Regions from separate parts of the Mus musculus genome. Here region 2 is linked to region 1. A link is a loop called in an ENCODE intact Hi-C map of the cell type or tissue named here. Cell type or tissue: heart. All regions are shown on one strand.

The links. Hi-C counts contacts between places; a loop is a spot of excess contacts. Peaks named below come from ENCODE experiments on the same cell type or tissue, not always from the same donor. Only the 100,000 strongest peaks of a DNase experiment are listed, where the experiment ranks them.
Region 2: it touches region 1 in a loop (7-fold over the local background); 21 of 42 quality-filtered maps call a loop at or near these places.

The regions. Positions count from the first base shown.
Region 1 is chr1:175,688,591-175,696,590 of GRCm38, reverse strand. It overlaps Opn3 (opsin 3), which reads left to right and starts at 3,959. Exons shown (of 4, transcript NM_010098.3): 1 at 3,959-4,421. The coding sequence starts at 4,055. It overlaps Gm39707 (a long non-coding RNA gene), which reads right to left and starts at 3,545. Exons shown (of 3, transcript XR_865748.2): 1 at 3,500-3,545; 2 at 560-610; 3 at 1-206. In heart, no CTCF peak of the experiment used is centred here; DNase peaks (open chromatin) are centred at 2,960 and 3,780; H3K4me3 peaks cover 3,455 bases; H3K27ac peaks cover 2,544 bases.
Region 2 is chr1:175,877,432-175,885,431 of GRCm38, reverse strand. It overlaps Exo1 (exonuclease 1), which reads right to left and starts at 4,654. Exons shown (of 15, transcript NM_012012.4): 1 at 4,576-4,654; 2 at 4,232-4,300; 3 at 2,364-2,537. The coding sequence starts at 2,524. It overlaps Gm36360 (a long non-coding RNA gene), which reads left to right and starts at 4,677. Exons shown (of 3, transcript XR_373723.2): 1 at 4,677-4,760. In heart, no CTCF peak of the experiment used is centred here; a DNase peak (open chromatin) is centred at 4,671; H3K4me3 peaks cover 2,030 bases; H3K27ac peaks cover 1,114 bases.

The DNA.
Region 1 (8,000 bases):
CAGGTGTGGGATGTAGGGGCTGCCGCAGATTATCCACAGCCGCTGACTATTTGCCTCGTGTATGCTCTGGCAAGATTGTGATTCTGCCAGCTTTGGAGAGTTTAATCCTGAGGACTCTGGAGAGGGTATAAATGCCAGAGCCCTGGGAGGAGAGGGGTGTCCGAGCACTCTAAAGGAGAGGACATGACAAGTCCTCCTGCTAGTTCCTGTGAGAAAAGAGATCAGAAGTTAGAGATATCCTGACTATTAAGATTGGACTTGCCCCCAAGGAGTTCAGTGCCCCTAATCAGCAGGAAGTGCTCTAAAGAGACATTGCTTCCTTCCCCCTTTATCCTTCTTTCTCTCCTACCTAGTGTTGGGGTGTTGGAAGGAGTAAGGGTTGCCAGGGAGGGAGAGGTATAAGAAACCAATGAAGTAGCTTAAAAACCAGCATCAGCAGCCCCCTCCTGTCTTCCACAGGGACCTGCACTCTTGCAAACATGAGTGTGGGCAAGCGCACACACACAAACACACACAAACTTTAAAAAAATAAACGTGTTAAAGTGAAGTTATCGCTTACTATATTAGATGTTATATCTTCTGTTGCATTGGTCTTGGTCCATTCCTGTTGCTGCAATAAAATACGTCCCACTGAGTAATTTACAAACATCAGTGTTTCCTTTCTCATCGTTCTGATGATTGGGAATCATCAAAGCTCTAGCCGTCAGTAGCTGCTAAATGTCCATTCCTCCTGTGGGCATTTTCTACTCATCCATACATGGTGGAAGGATGTTGAGGGAACCCCCCCCCCCAAAAAAAAACCCAAAACATGACCAACAGCAACTTGGGAAAGAAAGGGTTTAGTTTATCTTACACCTTCACATCATAGTCCATCATTGAAGGAAGCCAGGGCAGGAACTCAGGGCAGGAACTGAAGTAGAATCCGTTGAAGAATACTGCTTATTGGCTTGCTAGTTGTGTTTTTCTTAGGCTGCTGCCTTATACAACCCAGGACTGGATGCTCATATACCTCCATTAATCAAAAATATGCTCCACGGGCTTTCCTGCAGGCCAGTCTAGTGCGAGCATCTTCTCAACTGAGGTTCTTTGCTTTCCCCACAAACTCTAGCTTGTGTCAGGTTGGGAAAACAACACAACAAAACCAACCGACAGACAAACAGACAAACAAACAAAACCAACGACTAACCAAGGCAGGGTAGCAGGTTGCTTTACATCTGGTTCACCATGATCAGACCCAGCTCCAGGAATAAGCCAAGGAAAAACTCTCCTGGAAAGAATGTATGTTAGCACCTGATGATGCCTGTGGCCAGGGCTTGCATTCTTAGCAGTACACAGGCCTGAAGGACCAGGCACTGCTTGGCTTGTCTGGGTCACTTTGGAGATGATCTATTGGGGGAATGATTCCATGCCAAAGATTCCATAAGCTCCCATAACAGTGCCACCAGACAGGGGCCAAGTATTCAAGCACACAAACCCATAGGGAATTTTCCACTTAAACCATAACTCCCATAAAGACCTAATTTTGAAATGTACAAGAAACATTTTTATTAACAAAATCATATATGCAGTATCTTGCTTATGTGTATCAACTCTACTAAAAGACCTTAACAGTTCACAGGATTATTATAATAACTATTGTCAATTATCAAAATGTTAACCATTTCCCCCAGAGGCTCTTACTGTTTTTATTCATTGCACTCACACCTCTTGCGCAGGCAATGTTCTGGACCTTATAGGTCTATTGTATCAACCTTATTATGTTGATACAGTAGAGGCCAAAGCACAGCTGCTCACCTACTTACCTCTCTATCTTCATCTCCTATTATTCTGCTATACTGGTGCCCTCGTTTCCCTCCAAAGGGGCAAATAGAGTCCTCCCTTGGCACATAGGTCTTGTTTAGAGTTCAATGCAGAGCTGTCTAAGTAACAGCACATTTATTTTCTCTTTCCTCTTATGATGGTTTGTATATGCTTGAGCCAGGGAGTGGAGGTGCGGCCTTGTTGGAGTAGGTGTGTCCCTGTGGGTCTAGGCTTTAAGATCCTAGTCCTAGCTGCCTGGAAGGGAGTATTCTGCTAGCATATACACCTCTATTTTCTCTGCCTTATAATTGTTTATGGCACTTAGCATCTGGCATCTCATGTATGAACCAATTTGGTCAGCATTGTCTTCTCTCAACACCTCTAGAAAGCTTTAGGAGAAGAAGACTGTGTGCCAAAGAATGAATATTTTAGGAAAAAAAAATCAGGACTCTTTCCTTTCTTCCTTCCACTAACGTTGCAATCCTACTGTAGGAAGACTACTATAGTGAGACGTCAGAGGCACAAAGAACTTATTAAATGGTCCTATAAATCTAAACCACAAAATTAAAAACATTTTTTTTTCAGGGCAGGTGAGGTCAAAGGCCTTGTAGATGCTGAATTCAGGTTAGAAGTCTTAAAAATAAGATCAAGATTTTGAAGCTGGCACACACAACCTCTTAGTCAAGTGCTCAGTGCAGCAGGGTATCAAGCTATCTCGTCACTTAGCTGACTATTGAAGACTTTTGAGATGCACTGAGTCTAACACAAGTGGGAGGAGGGGTGGACACTGGTGCACACCAATTTAGTTTCCACAAACCAGTCATTAGTGCCTATGACATCTTCAGGTGCATGCAGCTCGGGACATTTTCCTCTCGTGGGTAGTCGTTGGGGACTGCAGTGGAGACAGAGAAAGCAGGCCTAAAGAAGTGACGTTCACAATCTATATTTGACTTGTTCTATATTTGCATTGCTGCTGGGGAAAGGTCCAGTGGAAAATGCGTGCTGTTCTAAATATATCCTCTCTATACCTGCTAGATTTGGATTGAAGCCTTAGGGGGCGGGGCACTGCTCAAGAGATCACCTCCAGAGAAGCATTTGGACTGGATTGTGTATCAGGTGTACCTACTGCAGACTGAGAAGGCTTGGGATCCAGTGGAAGGGTGACTTGGGTGTCACTCTGATGCTATTTCCTTCCTTATTCTGGGGCTCTGAGAGTGGCAGCTCAGAACACTGTCATAAACGCTGGGACATATCTTCCAGCTCTAAGGTAGTTGAGACTCAGCCTGCTGCGTTTGTTTGTTTGTTTTTAACGTCAGGTTCCCTGTTTATGAGATCATTTCGCTGGCGCTCTACTTCGGGCATTTCAGTGTTTTGTTTTCTTTCTATTGGGTGTATGAGGTGGGGGTGGGTGTTATTATAGCTTCCCAGGAAAGAGAGTATTTCATTCAGCATGCTTAACTGAGTTAAGCGCAGGCGTTCATAAATATTTATGAATGAGTGTATGCTAGGGTGAGTGACTTAACGGGTGAATGGACGAGATGCTTTAGAGTCCGTTGAGGGCTGTGAGGATCCGCTGTGGCTAATTTACCTCCGTAAGGGAGTTTACTTTCTCTTTTTTTCTGTACAGTCTGTTCAGGTTTCCACCTCGGCTTAAGGGTGAAGGAAGCAGAGCAAGAGCTCACTGGTCTCTGAAACTCACCTCTGCTGGGCGGGAACGCGCCCGGGAGGTGGGAGGGGGGAAAAGGGGCGGGCCGCTAAAGCAGTAGGGCGGGGCCACAGCTCAGAGGCGCGGTCAGAGGTTCTAAGAAGGCGGAGCTGTATGCCGGAGGGCGGGGCCAAGGGTGTGAGTCAGAGGGCGGGGTAACAGGAGATTCCGGGAGGGAGGAGCCGCAGGCCAGACTGCGGAAGAGTCTTAGGAGGGCGGGGCCAAAACGGCTGCCGTATGGATGAGGCCGCAAGGTAGAAGGGCGTGGCCTCCAGGGAGGTCCCGTGGGAGGGACTGCAAGTGCTAGCTAGTGGGGCTCGGGACCCACGCGGGAGGGTGGGATAGCAAGAACGCTAGGAGGGCGGAGTTTCATGCGGTGGGGCGGGGTCCTAGCACCGAAGGGCGGGGCCTCGGGTGCGCGCGGGTTGGGCGGGCCTGGCGCGGCTCCCGGGCACAATGGCCTGAGCGGCCCGCAGAGCGTGAGATCCACCCTGTTCGGGCCGCCCGGCTCACCGAGCCCTCTCTCTCACGGCGCGCCGGCGTCGGGCCATGTACTCGGGGAACCGTAGTGGCGACCAGGGCTACTGGGAGGACGGGGCGGGCGCCGAGGGCGCAGCACCGGCGGGCACGCGGAGCCCCGCGCCTCTCTTCAGCCCCACCGCGTACGAGCGCCTGGCGCTGCTACTCGGCTGCCTCGCGCTGCTGGGCGTCGGCGGCAACCTGCTGGTGCTGCTTCTCTACTCCAAGTTCCCGAGACTGCGCACGCCCACCCACCTCTTCCTGGTCAACCTGAGCCTGGGCGACCTGCTGGTATCCCTGTTCGGAGTCACCTTCACCTTCGCGTCGTGCCTGCGGAACGGCTGGGTGTGGGACGCCGTGGGCTGCGCGTGGGACGGGTTTAGCGGCAGCCTCTTTGGTGAGTCGCCCGGGACGCGTTCTCCTTGCCTCTCAACTTTCCCCCGGGTACATCAGCTCTGGGCCTCCGTCCTCCCCGGGATCGTCCCTGATAGCCAGTCATCACCCACAACTCCCTCTCTCTCCTCGAGAACCTCCCTTAGATACCCAACCCTCGCCTCCCTTCTCCCTTTCATCTGGTCTTCATCCCCAACTCTGTTTCCCTCCTTGCCTGGATTTACACACCCTTCTTCCCAGCCAGTCACCAACCCCAGCCCCTCCTGCCTCTGTAGCACTTTCCAAAGTCTCCCTGCCGCTGGCCATCTTATTTCCCCTCATCTATTTTTACTTCCTACTGTAGCTCTCAACAGGGCAGCTCACAGTGGACTTTACAGAGGGAGAAAGAAATGAGGCCCTGTAGAGTCAAGAGATGCAAGAAAAAAGTCAACTCCTGAACAGTGGAGGCGAGAACAAGGAGAGATTTAATTCACAAATTTAGTATTTGTTCCTCAGAATGACATGTAGAATCCTAAATAACGCAGTATTTTACCCCCTTTCACTCGTTAGCAATTATAAACAGTTGAATGCTTCCTAGGGGATGAGACTTTTTTTTTTTTTTAATTTCCTGTACATAGGTTCTGTCACACCAGAGGTTACAAATGGCGCAAAGGAGTCCAACTCATAATTAGCAGGGCAGCCAGTACATTTAATTGAAGTAGAACTTGTTGCTTTCTTGAAGATTTATATTGAGAATTGACAGGTTGAAGGTTGACTGATCCAGTATTCTAAGCCTGGGAAAAACGTGTGTGTGTGTGTGTCCCCTAGGGATTTTGTTTGTATAACGATTTAAAATAGAAATGGATATTTCTTAAGGCTTAAAGTCCCTTTCACAAACCTTAAAAACACATTGATAATTTACTATTGACTTGATCTTGCCAGATCTTAGAGAAAAACGTCTCTGTAATATCCTTGACAATTGTTATTTGCCAACTTACATGTGGCAAACCCAAATCTCACGGTGTTTGTCATCATTTCCTTTTTAAAGTTTTAAAACAAAATTTAGGAGTCATGATGGTTTTTCACTGATTGACAATTCTGATGCTTTCCCCTAATAAACATTGATCTAAGGATTTCTTTACATAACAATATTGAACCTAGAGGAAGGTCTGTAAGAGGATGCGAGTAGTAATATGGGTTGACTATATGATTATTCTCTCTGTTACCTTAAAAATGTTTTTCGGGGTGGGGGGGCATTTAGGCGGATTGATCTTTAAAAAAGGTGATGTGTCAGGACAGCTTGCAGAAAAGCCCTGGGGGTAGCGACAGGTGTTTGTTTGAAGACATTAAAGTCCTTTCTTTCTGTGAAGTACTTTTCTGTGCTGTGGTGTTCAGTGTCTCCATCTGAAACCGAATAAAAAGGAATGGGTTGAGTTTTCTTATGTCTGCAGCACCCACCCTGGCTCTCCCTGGCTTGCTCTGCCAATCCTATCTTCCAGAATCCTCTCTGCCCTTTCTTCCCCTTCTGAATTCCTGCTGGGGTCTGTCAGCACCAGGAGAGATTTTTTTTTTTAAAGACTACAAGAAACATTCGCCCTGGTTTTACCCGAGGGTTCCTTTATTCAGGGCATCCAGTCTTTCTTTGAATCATGTCATTTATTCCCATCCTAAAATCTGATGTAGATCTTCTGGGGTTAGAGGCTTGAAAATAAGTTACTTCCTGGAGACAAGTGTAGAGTGAGGTGACTTCAGACCGCACAGCATTCTTAGCAAGTAATTTCTTTGCCCAGAATATGCTCTTGAGTAGGGTAAAGGATGGAGATGGAGAAGACTCTTCCCTTTTCTGTTCCTAAACCAGGACTAATCAATTCTGAGTACTGAAGGAGAGGGCAATTTTAACTGCTGGAAGTTGCTAGCTGCTTGCTTCAGGCTTTGGTGATGCTGATGGTACTGGTCTGACGGTACAAGGGTGGGTCTTATGGCTACCCCATTGTCTGGGCTTTCCCAAGCCATTCATTCTCGAAGGCTGCCAGTTTCCCCATCTTTGTTATCTACTATTGAGCTTTCTGTGGTTAATGTCATCTATCCCATTTGCTTTGTATTTCTGAAGGGTATTGTGTTCTGTATGTACCCTTGGTGCTTATAACCCCCTCCCCTCTTACTACCACCTCAGCCTTGTTCTATGCCTGGAGGAAGTGCATGCATGTTTATACTTTAGATATCCTCATAGGTTTTCTCTCCCGCTTTGTACTCTGCTAGAAGCGAGAGTAAGCAGTTCACAAATTCTTGCATATATATATGCACAAGGGGACCAGGCAATTGCTTCATTTTGGGCTCTGCTCCTGGCATCTCGGAGAAGGCTAAAAATAAGAGGAATCCCTGATAATCTTGGTCAGAGGTTTCCACCAGCTGGCCTTGTTAGGATCACTGTTTCAGTTAAACTGATCCGTCCAGTCGGTGACCTAGTAAAGTTCATTTAAATCCCAACTGAATGGCTTATTTTATAAATGTCAGAATAACCATTCTCTTCCTTGGACCTGCACTTAGATGTCAGCAGATTTAATGGTAGTGAAAAGTAGAGGAGCCAAAGAACACTTACTGCTACAGTATATGATGAGCAATCAAAAGGCTGGCAGTGGGGTGTGTAAGTGTGGTAGCCTGCAGACTTCCAGGTGAGTGTGTCCAAAGGGAGCAGCTGGCAGCCACATCTAGCATCACACGGGCTGTAGCCAGCGTTGTGGTGGAAGGCAACAGAAGCAGCTTTTTTTTTCATCATTTCCTTAGAAATGAAATGGCTGCCACGATAGTCTGACAAAATGCAAATATTTCTTTATTTAGATGTGAAGAATAGATGCTACTTATGATACAGTGTTTTAAATAGGTAACCATGACTTTCCTTTTTAGCTTAAACATGTACTTTGATACTGAAAATGTTGTAAGACTCTTTCCCCTTAGGCTTGCTCTTACATATACTTAACGTATTTTAAAGTGCTAGTTATTGAATTAATTCTTTTGTAATATCTGAATATCTGAGTGTCTCATGTATCTACTGCAAGATCCGTGGGGTAGTTAGAGATGTAAAAATCTTCTCTACAGCTGTTCTGGGATTAATTACAGACTTCCCTGGCCACAGTAATATTCTCCATTATGTTGGCATGATCATAATGCATAACGTGTTTACATTAACACAGTAAAGCCACATAGTTCTTTTAGTCTAATCTCATGGTATTGTCTAAATATTTTATTAAAAATCAGTAATTATATAATATTATTTTTAATTTATTGGGATATTGTGTCTATGCCTCACAACAGTGTTGCCTGACTTCAGGGGAGGATATACAAAATACCTTTTGTTCATTAGAAGAACTGTTAGGAAGCATTTAATGAATTGCTTTGGGTAGAGGTTTCTATCCACATGAACAAGTCAGGCTCCAGTGGATTGGAATTGCTGTTGCATGAAATTGCTTTTCTATTATTTACAATTGTGTTCTTTTCTTGAATTTTCTTCTTTCAGAGAAGAGTTCCAGCACACACGCATATGTGATGCATGGTAACATTTACCGCTATGGTGAAATGCAGAAATGGAAAGGACACAGCCGTTTGC
Region 2 (8,000 bases), 190 kb before region 1:
TTGGTCCCCAGTTGGTAGAACTATTTAGGAAGGATTAGGAGGTGTGTCATTGGGAGCAGGCTTTGAGGACTTAAAAGCTCATACCATGTCATTCTGTTAGCTCTTTCTACCTCATGCTTGTGGCTCAAGATTTAAGCTCTTGGCTACCGCTCCAGCACCATGCCTGTCCCTCTGCCTGCCTTCGGCCATGCTCCTTGCCAAGACGGTCATGGTGTTATGTTACGGCAATAGAAAAGTAACTAAGAAGTAGAGGTGATAACAAGTCAGGGTTATCCTGGGCTAAAAAGGATGAGGCCCACCTGGACTACTCAAAACCGTCTCAAAAATACCAAATCAAACATAGAAAGTACTAACAAAATACATGTGGGTTTTCCTTTTGAAAAGCAAAAATGATATATCAAAAATGATATTTTTCAGAAAATAAAAGTAAATAGATATGTACAAGGGAGTGGTGGTAAAAACAGTATGGTTTTATATATGAATACATGTGAACCTTCCTAAAATGAGGTCACAGAATTCAGACTGGATGTCAACAGGACCCACCATTTTTGGCAGAACATACTGTACCTCTGCATCATTTTGCTAACAGAGATTAGCAGTGTGTTCTAGATAAGCATCGTGGGTTCTGAAAACATTGTTAAAAAGTTTATCTTAGAGGAAAAACCAAAGCTTCTCTTGAACAAAGAACAAGGAGACTGCAGAAGAAGATCTCTCTCTCTCTTATGACTGCTTGGAAGCTTCCTGTCAAATATGTCATTCTGGAGGCTTGAGGACAGGAGGGCAAAAAACACCCCACTTTTACAAATGGCACCCACTGTTAGGCACATAATCCAAGAATAGGATCCTAGATTCAGGCTTTAGCCAAAAGGTCCAGATACCAGAAAGCCAGGCACAGAAGCTGCAGTTTGGCTTTCAAAAAAGGGACAGGTCTGCTCCTGGCAGCACACCATTCTACTTCAAAGGGGATACGCATTGAAGAATCTATGAAATTTGCTTCACATATGACACTGGCGGGAAATTGTTCAAGTCTCAACTGCAGACAGTATGCTGTCCAAAATGGACAAGTGGGACACAGGGAAGTCAACTGCCAAGCTTTGCAAGGAAAAGTGCTGCTCACAAAAAGTCTGTCAGATATACTGGGTCAGAAGGCTGACGGTGGATGCTCCAATGTTATAGAGACGATTTGGGGGGACAGGCAGTCAGGCAGCCAGCTTTCTCTGTCACTTCTATAGTTGTGGAACCTGCTTGCCTGCACTGCTTGCACACTCAGGTAATATTTATTCCTTTTCAGGTCTCCGATGGGGTTGAAGACTAGACAGTTACAGTTTCACAATTCACCTTAAGTTGTTTAGGACTTAAGAAAATGTTTTTAGGTCTAAGAGGATGTTTTAAGTTACTAATATAAGCTATGATAATGATTTAGGTACAGAACTTTAAGTTCACCAAGATAGGATAGATTATAAAATACTTTCTCCAAAAATTACCAAATACATACATAGACTAGACGTTGTGAATGTAATTCTTACCTGATAGTTTTCATAATTGTTACTATATGTAGTGTATTATTGTAAGAGAAAGAACCTTTTATTAGACTAACAGGGGGATAGGTAGAAGGAATCTTCATCGATCAAACAAAGCTGATTGCACTATAGCAGAAGGAAGGAATCTAGAGGCAGGAAATAGAAGGTGGGAGTTCCCGGAGGAAGCAAGGATTCTGGGACAGAGTCAGGCATGGGGGATTCACTCAGGAACACGAAGGACAGAAACATGAGAGCCAAGCAGAGGTAACCAGCCAAGTAGCCCAATACAACAAAGGGATGATTAATATACAAGCTAGTTGGCGCACAGCCAAAGCTCATGGCCAAGGTATTTGTAAACATAATTATAGTCCCAGAGTTGGTATTTCAGGAGTTTGGGAACAGGAGAAAAAATCCCCACTCTTTCAGGAGATAATATTCAACTTTTGTCTGTCTGTATCCTGCCACTATGCCTTCTTACTAAGACCAAACATCAGACCTGTACCACAGAAGAAGTCTGGCAATGCTCTAAGCACATGCTCTTATTAAATGCTAGTATTTATTGAAACAATGACCGGAGAAACAAAGGTGAAAAAGAAAAAGGACTGAGGTGCTGTGGATATCGCCCAGTTCATAGACGTGCTTGCTTAGCATGCATGATGCCCTGGGCTCAGTCCCTGGCATACAGGAAGCTGGGCAGTGGCGGCACAATGGATTAGACTCCTCCTCCAGGTCATCCTTGGCTATAGCAAATCCCCGGCCAGCCTGAAATACCTGGGGCTGACCCAAAAACAGAAAGCATACCATTCTAGCTCTCAAACCAAGTGATATACACTGCAAACTCACCTATCTGTAGGTTCCCCTTTGGCTAGCTTTTCAGCACAAGCAATAGCCCCTTTGTGAAGCCAACAGTAGGTATCCACAGCCACTGCCTGTCCTTTGTACTTCTTCACGTTGACAGGTTCAGAAGCTTCTTGGATGAACTGAAGTAACCCTTGAATCCCCATCGTGCCAAGTTAACTACATGAAGGAAAAAGGGAGGAGAGCAACATGAAACCAAGGCTGATTTACCAAAAAGCTTTAGAAATTCAGTGTGGAGTCTAGCACCGACAGTAACATTTAGCTAATGATTGGCCTTCTCTCGGGCAACTTCTGTAGCTCAGAACTTCATTAATCACCAACACTCACCTGAACACCACTGGGGAGTTCCTTCGTGGTTATTTGTTTCCAAAAATGCTTCCATACTTACAATCCTAACGTGGGCTCTTATCTCTCTTAACACTTGGACTCAGACATTAAAACTGAGTCTCTCCTTTCATAAAAAGAGGACTATGAGCCTATAACACTGCATGCTATGGTATCATATTCACCCCTATATTAAAGGGGCGCATCCAAAGTTCAGTGTAGAAACTCCAAAGTTTGGAGAAGGACAGACATTTCAACTGAAAAGCATGTCAGCAATCCCACACTACCAGAATGGTTTATTCCAAGCAATACCCTGGTAATTAGCCATGGTGGCATCTAGGGGAAATTTCATCAGATTCATTGAAGGCTATACCAAAGACACATGAAGCCGTGTTTGATGTGCAAAACAGCTTCAAGAAACAAACAGTTATAATTTCCATTCCCTTCTAGGTCCTTACATGGAAGTCCTGGAGATGGCAGCCCCTTCAAAGCAACTAACACCCCCCCCCACCCCACCCCCGCCTTCCTACTCCAACTCCAGCAGCTGCTTGCCACTTCCCAATACAGTATTACCATCTAAGATCAGGTATTTGTATTAGGGAGTGTGTGCATGTAATGAGTGTGTGGGTACATCCATGCAGAGCCCAGAGCAAGGCATTGGGTGTCTTCCTCTATTGCTACCTGTCTATCACCTTGAGGCAGGGTGTTACGGAACCAACTAGGCCCAATGAGGTCTTGGGATCTGCCACCTCTGCCTCCCAATCTCTGCAGTTACCAGCAGGCTCAGGCACAGGGGGTTTTAATGGGGAGGGGGCTGGGGGGAGGATTCTAACTTAGGTCCTCATGGTTGCAAGAGCAAAGGCTATTACCCTCTGCAACTATTCTTTCTGTGTATGATGCATGCGTGATGGAGTTTGAATCGGAGGATGTGAAAGGCAGTCCACCTTGTTTGTTTGAGCTGCGTCCACCAGGCTAGTTAGGTCTTAGGCTGAGCTCTCTGGGATTTTCCACTCTTACCTTCCCCTCTCTCAGCAGTGAGGTCACAGGGACAGGCACCTGATTCAACAGACCTAAGATCATGTTCTTAAAGACTATGGGATAAGCCAGAGGTGCCCTGTTGACACCACAGGAAAGTGGCCATGCCCTTAGCTAGCAGCCCTGACACTTGAGAGATTCATTTACCTTTAAGGTCATGCCCATTAACTATGAATCCCTAAAGGGGGGCATGAACCCGTAATTTTAAACATCAGCCAATTTGGGTGCAGGTGGGTCTGTGTAAAACGAGTCCACTACGTTTAAAAGACAACGTCTCTAAAACATGATTTCGTGCATGCTGGGGGGGGGGGGGGTTGGGGTGGGGGAGGGACATAATTACATTTCGTGAAATTTCCTTAAGTTTCTTTCTTCTAGGCCAACTAAATCTCGAATAAATATTTCCTCTTTAGTATAGAAGTGACTGAGTGCCATGTGGCGCATCAACACCAGAAGGTCGCCGGTGGTACCCGAGGTAACAGCAGCAGCGGCTTCACCTTAGTCCCGTCTCCCGAACGAACAGGCATAGCACACAAGTCCATTCCAGGCGCCGTGGCTCCTCAAACCTGCACAGGAGAGAGCATATACAAAGGGAATTCATCGCTAGGTACGAGTGTTGGTAAGGACACACGTCAGCCCGCCTCTGCGGAAAGCGGGAGACCCGGAGGCCGAGGCAGTCGCCTGCAGGCGCTCCACGCTCCCGCTCACTTCCCGGAGATCCGGGTTTCGCGCCGAGGGGCAGAAGGCACGTGGATCAGAGTCATGGGGACCCCACTTTCCTCCACACGGCCCGCTGCTCCAGTGACCGCCCGGCCGCCCGCATAGGGGCTCGCTCGCTCACCTGGGGTTCAGAACGGCGGCGAGCGGCTGCTGCAAGCGCAGCCATGGACCTTTCGATTTGCGCGGGATCGGGAAGCCCCGCCCAGCGGACATGACGTCCCTGGGCGTCCTGAGCCGCAGCCTCCACCTCCCGCTTTCTATGACCCGACTTTCCTCTTAGCCGAGTCCTGAGCCCTTCCTTGCAAGGTAGGAAGTCCGCCGCCAATGGCCAATGCCATCTCGAACTCGGCGACGCTAGAAGCGAAAAGTCGGCTTGTTTGTGAGAGAAGTGGGGTGGTGGTAAGGGAGGGGGCAAGAGAAACTCTAGGCCCGGAAGTTGCGCTCTCGCCGGTGCTGCTGGGAGTTGTAGTTCTCCCTTGACCAAGCCACTGGATCCAGGTACATGCGTGCTAAAGAACTCCCAACTTGGAGTCAAACATATTTTGTTATTTTAAACCCGGAAAAGGAGCCCAGTTCATAGTTGCTTAATTCCAGGCCAACACCACAGTCTTTCGTCTCCGAAACATCCTCACCTCTATGCAAATTGAAGTTTTGTACAAAGCTTTCATGTTGCTATAGTTTGATTATAGTCTGCGCTTACCCACTTTATTCATTATATGGCTTTATCCCTGATACGAGTTGGGAAAATGTTATCCTTATAACTAAGAAACAAAATGGCCCAATGGTTCAAGTTATTAAACCCTGTATATTGTTGGTTGTATTGGGTCACATTTCCTAGTGTTATCAAGGAAAGAAAACCCCTCTAGTTTCTCTTCTTAATGGACTTTTAAAAACTTACTAATTTTAGAAGTCACACAGCCGGACTGTACATAATTTAGTCTCTTACTGTCTTTGCCCCAGCAGACTCCTCTGACTGAAGCTATCTAAGTGTGAAATTGAAAGACTCCGAGAGGAGCCCCTCGCTCAGGCCTCAGGACAATAGCGGACACCCAAGAACTCATGAGAGACCAAGCTTGATGCAAACCACATGAGGCTTTATTCGGGGAAAGCTAGAGCTCTGGGGACGACTCACATCCCACGCAGGAGTAGAGGAGTCGACCCTGAGGGGAAAGGGGTCTCAGTTTTTATAGGCCCTGGGGGGAAGGAGAAGGGGGGAGTAGGGGATTTCCAGATCTAAACAATGTCTATTCTCAAGAAATGGGTATGGGAGGGGTACAAGGAAAGAGTCTGGTGCAGGTGTAGCAACTCCGGATTGGCTGGGCTGTGGTTGCTGGGGAGATTTTCTGACTCTCCCAGCAACCAATATCACAAACACCTGGCAGTGAGGTGCAGCAGTGGGCACACACATGGGTTCAAGGAATGGTCAAAACATTGGCAGACACACAGGTTCAAGGAGTGGCCAGAGCATTGTGCACCTCTATTTTTTCTAAATCAGTGAAGCTAGTTCTGCTAACAGTGACATCAATCTTGCCAATTTCAGGGCTTCTGTGACCTTTTACATTCTGTCAGGATCTTTTAAAATAAGAATCTTCCCTGCCCATGTCTGTAAAAAAAAAAGCTTTTCTCTCTCTTGCCCTCCATGTAAAGATACCATGTGTGATCCTCTCTGCTCTCTGGGTTCACCTTTAATATCCTAACAATTCAGTGACAAATTAGTTATTCTCCAGGAAAGGAACTCAAAAGATGCACGATGGTATTATCTGTTGTGTTACCTTTCTTTAAACTTACAGAACCCCAAACATCCATTAATATATAAGTACTAATTAACACAGAGTACCTGGTGCACTGGTAAGGCGGACTACTACCCCAGTGATATGTTCCCCCAGCAAATCCCTAGATCATATTCGTGACTGCAGCCCCAAGGAGGCTGGGCTTTGTTGGGGAGCTACACCATCATTGGTTTTCAAGTAAATCTTTTTCTTTGCCCAAACAAATTGACTTTAAGTCATTAGACTTTCTGAAAGAATGTGGATTTACAGTTATAGAAAATGCCCAGATCTGGCTAATGTCCTCTTTTCTTTGTTATATTGTGGTAAAACACACACACACACAATATATCTTTCTATCTATCTGAATGAAAAATTTTAAATGTATATTTAAAATATGCATATTTTATAGCTCATAGAAGCAGAAGGATAATCATTTAATATATTAAGAAGCCTGCATGTGCCAGGCAATGGTGGCTCATGCCTTTAATCTCAGCACTTGGGAAGCAGAGGCAGGTGGATTCCTGAGTTCGAGGCCAGCTTGGTCTACAGTGTGAGATCCAGGACAGCCAGGGCTACATAGAGAAACCCTGTCTCAAACCAAAACCAAACAAACAAAAACAAAAAGCCTGAATGTATTTGCATGAAAAAGGAAAAAAAATCAGAGTTAAGAATGGAGATATTGGGCCTGAGAGATGGCTGAACAGTTTATAGCTGGCTGCTTTTCCAGAGTACCTGGGTTCAATTCTCAGAATCCACATGGTGACTCACAACTGTTTATAACTTCAGTTCCCAGGGGGTCTGATGCCTCTTCTAGTCCACTAGATACCAGACATCTATGAGGTTTATAGACATACTTGTGCTGGACATGCTGGGGCTGGAGAAATGTCTCAGTAGTTAAGGAGGACCTGAATTTGATTCCAGCACCAATAATGGATGGCTCACAACCACCAATAACTCCAACTCCGGGGGATCTGACTCATTTGGCCACTCTGGACACTCACACACACTCCCACTCTCTCACACAAACACACACACTTAAAAATAGTATAATTTATTTTATAAAGCCGGATATCCAAAGACAGGTTTGGAACGCTAGCACCAAGGAGACTGAGCAGCAGCAACAGCAGCAGGAGGAGGAGTTTGAAGTCATCTTGAGCTGCATAGTGAGACCTCGTGCAGAAAAGAGGCCTTGACAACCTAATGGAAGAGGATGGACAGAGAATCCAAAGAGGGATCTGCAAAATAAATGGAAATAAGGGATAAATGCACATCTATTTCCCAGTAGCAACTTAGGTCAACTTCTTAGCATTCATAGAGATAAAATGTAAGAGGAGATGGTGGTAATATTTATACCATTCATATAGTGAAAATAGTTTTACCAAAAAAACATCTTGGATTTGGAGGGAGCACGAAAAGGCACTCTCCTAAGTGCTGGTGGTTTGAATAATCCTTTCCTGCAGGACAATCTGGCAGTGCATACAAAGACCGTAAAAGAGAAAAGATGATAAAACGCTTTAATTCTGCAAGTAGTCTTCAAGGAATGTATCCTAAGAAGATTGATGTTTTAGAGGATAAAAATATAAGTGTGTCCATCATTTACAATAAAAACAAACACAGGTATCCAACAGCAGGTGGAAAGTTAAGTCAGTCTGGCCCACCCACAATGAAAGAATATAAAATATGACATTAATGCAGAAGAATGCTCAGGAAGTCATGATAGAGAAGAAGCACCACATATTTCATTTCCATGAACTGTACAGGCAAACTTAACAAAACA